Linked DNA regions of Homo sapiens: region 2 is linked to region 1. Evidence: read pairs that join two places in POLR2A ChIA-PET (ENCODE). Cell type or tissue: B cell. All regions are shown on one strand. Each heading gives the region's core, and the rest is flanking DNA. Links, peaks and the distances in the headings are about the cores only. Region 1 overlaps MEI1 (meiotic double-stranded break formation protein 1). Region 2 holds the start of MIR378I (microRNA 378i).

The links. Peaks named below come from ENCODE experiments on the same cell type or tissue, not always from the same donor. Only the 100,000 strongest peaks of a DNase experiment are listed, where the experiment ranks them.
Region 2: POLR2A ChIA-PET joins it to region 1 with 12 read pairs; 14 of 35 experiments call an interaction of 5 or more read pairs at or near these places.

Annotation. Positions count from the first base shown.
Region 1 is chr22:41,789,507-41,792,414 of GRCh38, forward strand. All of the region lies in intron 26 of MEI1 (meiotic double-stranded break formation protein 1), which reads left to right. Among named protein-coding and RNA genes, the nearest start is that of CCDC134, 9.7 kb to the right of the region's middle. In B cell, for the core only: no CTCF peak of the experiment used is centred there; no DNase peak of the experiment used is centred there.
Region 2 is chr22:41,922,611-41,925,480 of GRCh38, forward strand. TNFRSF13C (TNF receptor superfamily member 13C) reads right to left here. Exons shown (of 3, transcript NM_052945.4): 3 at 1-2,870. The coding sequence ends at 2,757. It overlaps MIR378I (microRNA 378i), which reads right to left and starts at 687; the gene lies at 612-687. RefSeq lists an enhancer at 2,423-2,870. In B cell, for the core only: no CTCF peak of the experiment used is centred there; DNase peaks (open chromatin) are centred at 450, 1,493, 1,903 and 2,541; H3K4me3 peaks cover 1,442 bases; H3K27ac peaks cover 2,500 bases.

The DNA of each region.
Region 1 (2,908 bases), core at 320-2,819:
TTTTAATCATTTTAAGTATATGGGTCAGTGGCATTAAGTACATTCACATTGTTGTGCAACTTTCACCATCATCCATCTCTAGATCTTTTCATCTTCCCAAACTGAAACTCTGTACCCATTAAACAATTCCCCAGTCCCCTCCCCCAGCCCCTGGCATCTACCATTTTACTTGCTATCTCTATGAATTTGACTACTGTAGGGACCTCATGTAAGTGGAATCCTGTATTTGTCTCTCTGGTAGTTTTTGACTGTCTGTCCTCAACAGTCCCTGGGAAGGGGAACCCAACCTGAGAAGCTCATGACTCCCCCTGTAGAAGGTGCTGGGCCTACCCTGCTTATGGGAGGGTATTGCTGAGGAGCCTGTCTTAGCCTCACAGTGACTGCCCTATAATTGCCTAGTGAACAGGACCAAGTAGGCTTTTCCTCTTTTCTCTCACTGTCACACTCTCGAGAAATTTCCTGGCCTTCTTTGTTCAGCCACAATGTCCCCTCTGTCACTGCCCAGGACCTCATGGCTATAGCTAAGCCTCCTTCATTCCCTTCAACCAGTTTGTTGTTTAAAACTAGTTTGTTTGTTTTTTTGTTTTGTTTTTTGAGACAGACTCTCATTCTGTTGTCCAGGCTGGAGTGCAGTGGCGTGATCTTGGCTCACTGCAACCTCTGCCTTCCAGTTGCAAGAGATTCTCGTGCCTCAGCCTACCAAGTAGCTGGGATTACAGGCACTTGCCACCATACCTGGCTAATTTTTTGTATGTTTAGTAGAGACAGGGTTTCGCCATGTTGGCCAGGTTGGTCTCAAAACTCCTGGCCTCAAGTGATCTGCCTGCCTTGGCATCCCAAAGTTCTGGGATTACAGGTGTGAGCCACCGCACCCGGTCTTAAAACTCGCTTTTTATTCATTTCTTCATTCATTTGTTCAATGATTCATACATTCAGCAAATATTTATTCCACAGTAACCCAGCAATAGAGGAAATCCCTCTCCCTTGAGCTCCCAGAATGGTTCATTCAGCTGTGAATTGAGTATCACATTATCATATTTTATTATATGATAGTGGTTTACATTATCTTCTTCCACTGAACTTCTTTTTTTCTTTTTTTTTTCTGAGACAGAGTCTCACTCTGTCACCCAGGCTGGAGTGCAATGGCGCGATCTCGGCTCACTTACAACCTCTGCCTCCTGGGTTCAAGTGATTCTCCTGCCTCACCCTCCTGAGCAGCTGGGACTACAGGCTCCCGCCACCATGTCTGGCTAATTTTGTATTTTTAGTAGAGACAAGGTTTCACCATATTGGCCAGGTTGGTCTCGAACTCCTGACCTTGTGATCCGCCCACCTCAGCCCCGAAGTGCTGGGATTACAGGCGTGAGCCACCACACCTGGTCTGAAAACTTCTTTTAGGCAAAAATGCCCCGTGTGGGAAGTCAGAGGAGGCTTCACAGAGAAGGTGACATTTGAACTCAGCCTTGAAGGGTGTCTAGGCAGAGGTATAGAGGGAAGGGCATTCCGGCAGGACAACAGCATGTATAAAATCACATATTCTGAAAGTGCATGCTGGGGTGTGGGGTGTGATGAAGCAGAAAATGAGACAAAAAGCTGGGCAGAGCCAAACTGAGCCATGCCTCATACATTAGGCTAAGAATCACTGTGCGAACTGTGGAAGGACATCTATCAGACTGTGTGTTTGAAAGCTCTCTCTCGGGCTGGGTACTATGGCTCATGCTTGTAATCCTAGCACTCAGGGAGGCCAAGGTGGGTGGATTGCTTGAGTCTACGAGTTCCAGACCAGCCTGGGCAACACAGCACAACCCTATCTCTATAAAAAATACAAAAAATTAGCTGGACGTGGTGGCACATGCCTGTAGTTCCATCTACTCAGGAGGCTGAGATGGGAGGATCACCTAAGCCCAGGAGGTTGAAGCCAAAGTGAGCTGTCATGATGCCACTGAGCTGCAGCCTGGGTGACAGAGTGAGACCTGTCTCAAAAGAAAAAAAGCAAGTTCCCTCTCAGCCACAGTGGGAAAGATGGGGGCAAGGAGAGTGCCTGGAGGTAAGGCAACTGGTGAACAAGAGGCTGTACATGCAGATGACAGCTAGGCCATCCTCATACCCATGAGGGTGGCTAAAATAAGAACACAGATAATAGCAAGTGTTGACAGGAGGTGGAGAATGTCCACACAAAACCTTGTATCTGAATGTCCATAGCAGCACTATTCATAATGATGAAAAAGTGGAAACAACCCCAATGTCCATCAACTGATGAATGGACAAATTGTATATCCATACAATGAAATACTATTTGACCATACAAAGGAATGAAGTACTGACACATGCTACAACATGGATGAACCTTGAGAACATTAAGTGAAAGAAGTCAGATACAAAAGAGCACATATTATGATTCTGCTTATGAGAAATGTCTGGAAAAGGCAAATTCATGGAGACAGAAAGTAGATTAGTAGTTGCCTAGGGCTGAGTGGAGAGATGGGGGAATGAAGAGTGACTGCTGAGTATGGGGTTTCTTTTTAGGGGTGATGAAAATATTCTTGAATTACATTGCTGTGCAACTCTATGGATATAATTTTAAAAAACTACTGAATTATATCCTTTAAAGGATGAGTATTATGGTTTGTGAATTATATCTCGATAAAACTATACTTTTAAAAACTGGTGTCAAGGGAGAAAAATGACAGTGAAGCCTAAGCTAGGGCTCTGGGTGCTGGTCCTCCTTGACACCTCTGGGCCAAAGCAGCCTGGTGGCACCAGCACTACAAACTGAGTGCTGATCAGCTATGCAGAATCTTCAGCAGTTGGGTGGCCCAGTGCAGTGCAGTGGAAGGTACAGTATCTAGAGTCACAGGAATCTGTGTCAAAGCCCCTGCCCAGCCTCTGACTTGAAAATGTTTAGCAA
Region 2 (2,870 bases), core at 352-2,851, 130 kb after region 1:
TAACCCTGGCTGTAGCAAAAGATGGGGTGGGAGATGGGGGTGTCCAGGAGAAGATGGGGTGGGGGAGATGGGGTGGCCAGGAGAAGATGGGGTGGCCAGGAGAAGATGGGGTGGGAGATGGGGTGGCCAGGAGAAGATGGGGTGGGAGATGGGGTGTCAAGAGAAGATGGGGTGGGAGATGGGGTGGCCAGGAGAAGATGGGGTGGGAGCTGGGGTGGCCAGGAAAAGATGGGGTGGGGCAGATGGGGTGGCCAGGAGCAGCTCAGACTCCCCCAACTCCAGATGGAAGGGGAGTGGATGGCTGGGCCCATGTGGGCCTGACCCCACCAAACCTCTCCCACACCTACTGCTTGTCACTTGACCTCACCCTGTCACCTGGCTCCCTGGGGGCAGGGGCATCTGAGATGGGTTCATGGAGCAAATAGCCAGGCAGAGACCTGGATGTGAGTGGCCACTGTCTTCCAAGCTGGGCACACAACAGGTCCTTGGGACAGGAAGCACTGAGTCCAGAGGCCTGGCAAGGGACAGGAGGGGCAGGAGAAGCAGGGGTCTACAGGTGGCTCTGGTGGCAGCTCAGGGGGAGGCAGGCAGAAAACATCTGATGCACAGAACAGAACATGCCCAGGGCCCAAGAGTGGGAAAACAGCACCCAGAACTCCACCTTCTGACTCCTAGTCCAGTGCTCCCTTCCAAAGATGCTAAGCTGCAACAAGTTCCAAGGAAGCTGCCCAGGGCGAAGTCCAGGTCAGGAGGTTCTGACCCTGTGCAGGAGGGCAGGTAGGAGGCGGCTGACTGAGTGCACAGTGTCGTCCAGGAGTGGAAAGAGATGGTCTTGTCCCCAGACCCCAGAGCAAGGAACACCATTGTAAGAGGAGGGAGCAGCTTCCACTGTGACGGTGGGTGACCAGGGGGCTGGCACAGGATGGCCAAATAAGCCCAGCACTGGGGGGCCAGTGCTTCAGGGGAACAAGCCAGAGAGAGAAGGGAGTTCAAGGGACCTCATGTCCACCTGGTTCAAGGTCACACGCCTGCCCTGGCCTCTACACAAAGGAGCCTCCTGTAGGTCCCAGCCCTTCCATGTTTATGGCTAAATGTGCTGTGTCTTGGAGCAGCTGGAACCCCAGGTGGACCCTGAGAGAGCTACCTGCCAGCATGTTCCTTCAGCTCGAGTTTGGAGTCCAGCCCTGGAGGCTGCGCACCTCCTCCCAAATGCAGGCTTGTGGCTCTGGAAGCTGCCACTGGGGTCAAAATGGCATCTTAGGTTCTGGCAGATTGGGCCAATCTCAGGGTTGACCCTGGGGTACAGATACCTGAGAATCAGCAAAATCCAGCTCAATCTTTTCTCCTTTGTTATTTCTTAAAATAATCTTGTACTAAATCCCAAAGCAAGCGAACCCATGAATTGATTATTCACTGCTGCCATTTGCATCAGTTTAAAAGCAGGACGGCTCTGAGGGCAGGTATTAAAGAAATAGAGGCCAGGCCCGGCGCCTCCTGCCTATAATCCCAGCCCTTCGGGGAGGACTGCCTGAGGCCAGGAGTTTGAGACTGGCCTGGGCAACATACCGAGACCCTGTCTTTAAAAAAAAAAAAAGGCCAGCCACGGTGGCTCACGCCTGTAATCCTAGCACTTTGGGAGGCTGAGGCGGGCGGATCACGAGGTCAGGAGATCGAGACCATCCTGGCTAATACGGTGACACCCCGTCTCTACTAAAAATACAAAAAAAATTAGCCGGGCGTGATGGCGGGCGCCTATAGTCCCAGCTACTCAGGAGGCTCAGGCAGGAGAATGGTGTGAACCCAGGAGGCGGAGCTTGAAGTGAGCCGAAATTGCGTCACTGCACTCCAGCCTAGGCGACAGAGCGAGACTCTGTCTCAAAAAAAAAAAAAAAAAAAAAATTAGCTGGGCAAGGTGGAGCACCTGTAGTCCCACCTACTCAGGAGGCTGAAGCAGAAAGATTGCTTGAGCCCAGGCTGCAATTAGCTGGGGACCCATCGTTGCACTCCAGCCTGCGTGATACAGCAAGACCCTGTCTCAAAAAAAACCAAAACACAAAACAAGGCCGGGCATGGTGGCTCATGCCTGTAATCCCAGCACTTTGGGAGGCCGAGCAGGGCGGATCACGAGGTCAGGAGATCGAGACCATCCTGGCCAACATGGTGAAATCCCGTCTCTACTAAAAATACAAAAATTAGCTGGCTGTGGTGGTGCGTGCCTGTAATCCCAGCTATTCGGGAGGCTGAGGCAGGAGAATCACTTGAACCAAGGAGTCGGAGGTTACAGTGAGGCGAGATCGCGCCACTGTACTCCAGCCTGGCGACAGAGCAAGACTCGTCTCAAAAAAAAAAAAAAAAAAAAAAAAAAAAAATCAAACAAACACAAAAAACCACCCAACTACAAATTAGGCATCCTCCCACTTGGTCTTTTTTCAGATTCATTTTGGCTTAATGGTGCCTTCCCCATTTTAAAAGCGGTCTTTTACTCATAGTGCCCCAGCCTTTTGAAGGCACAGGAACAGGAGCTGGGCTACCACCTTCAAGGGCTGTCAAAGATGGTGAGGTCTGAAGCCAAAGGCAAGCACACCAAACTCCATGGGGGCTGAATGCTGTGGTCTGTAGTGTCTGTGCTTCTGCAGAGTTAGCCTGGTCCCAGAAAGAGGGCATGTGCATGCTGGAGTGAAGAGCTGAATTTGATTTCCAAGCCCCTGGCTGGGGGTCCAGAGGGAGGGCAGGGGCCACCTCCTGCCGGCTCCCTGCTATTGTTGCTCAGGGCCGGCCGTCTTGGTGGTCACCAGTTCAGTGGAGCCCAGCTCTGTGGCTGGCACAGGGACACTGTGGCCAGGTGGGGTGGTTCCTGGGTCTTCCCCAGG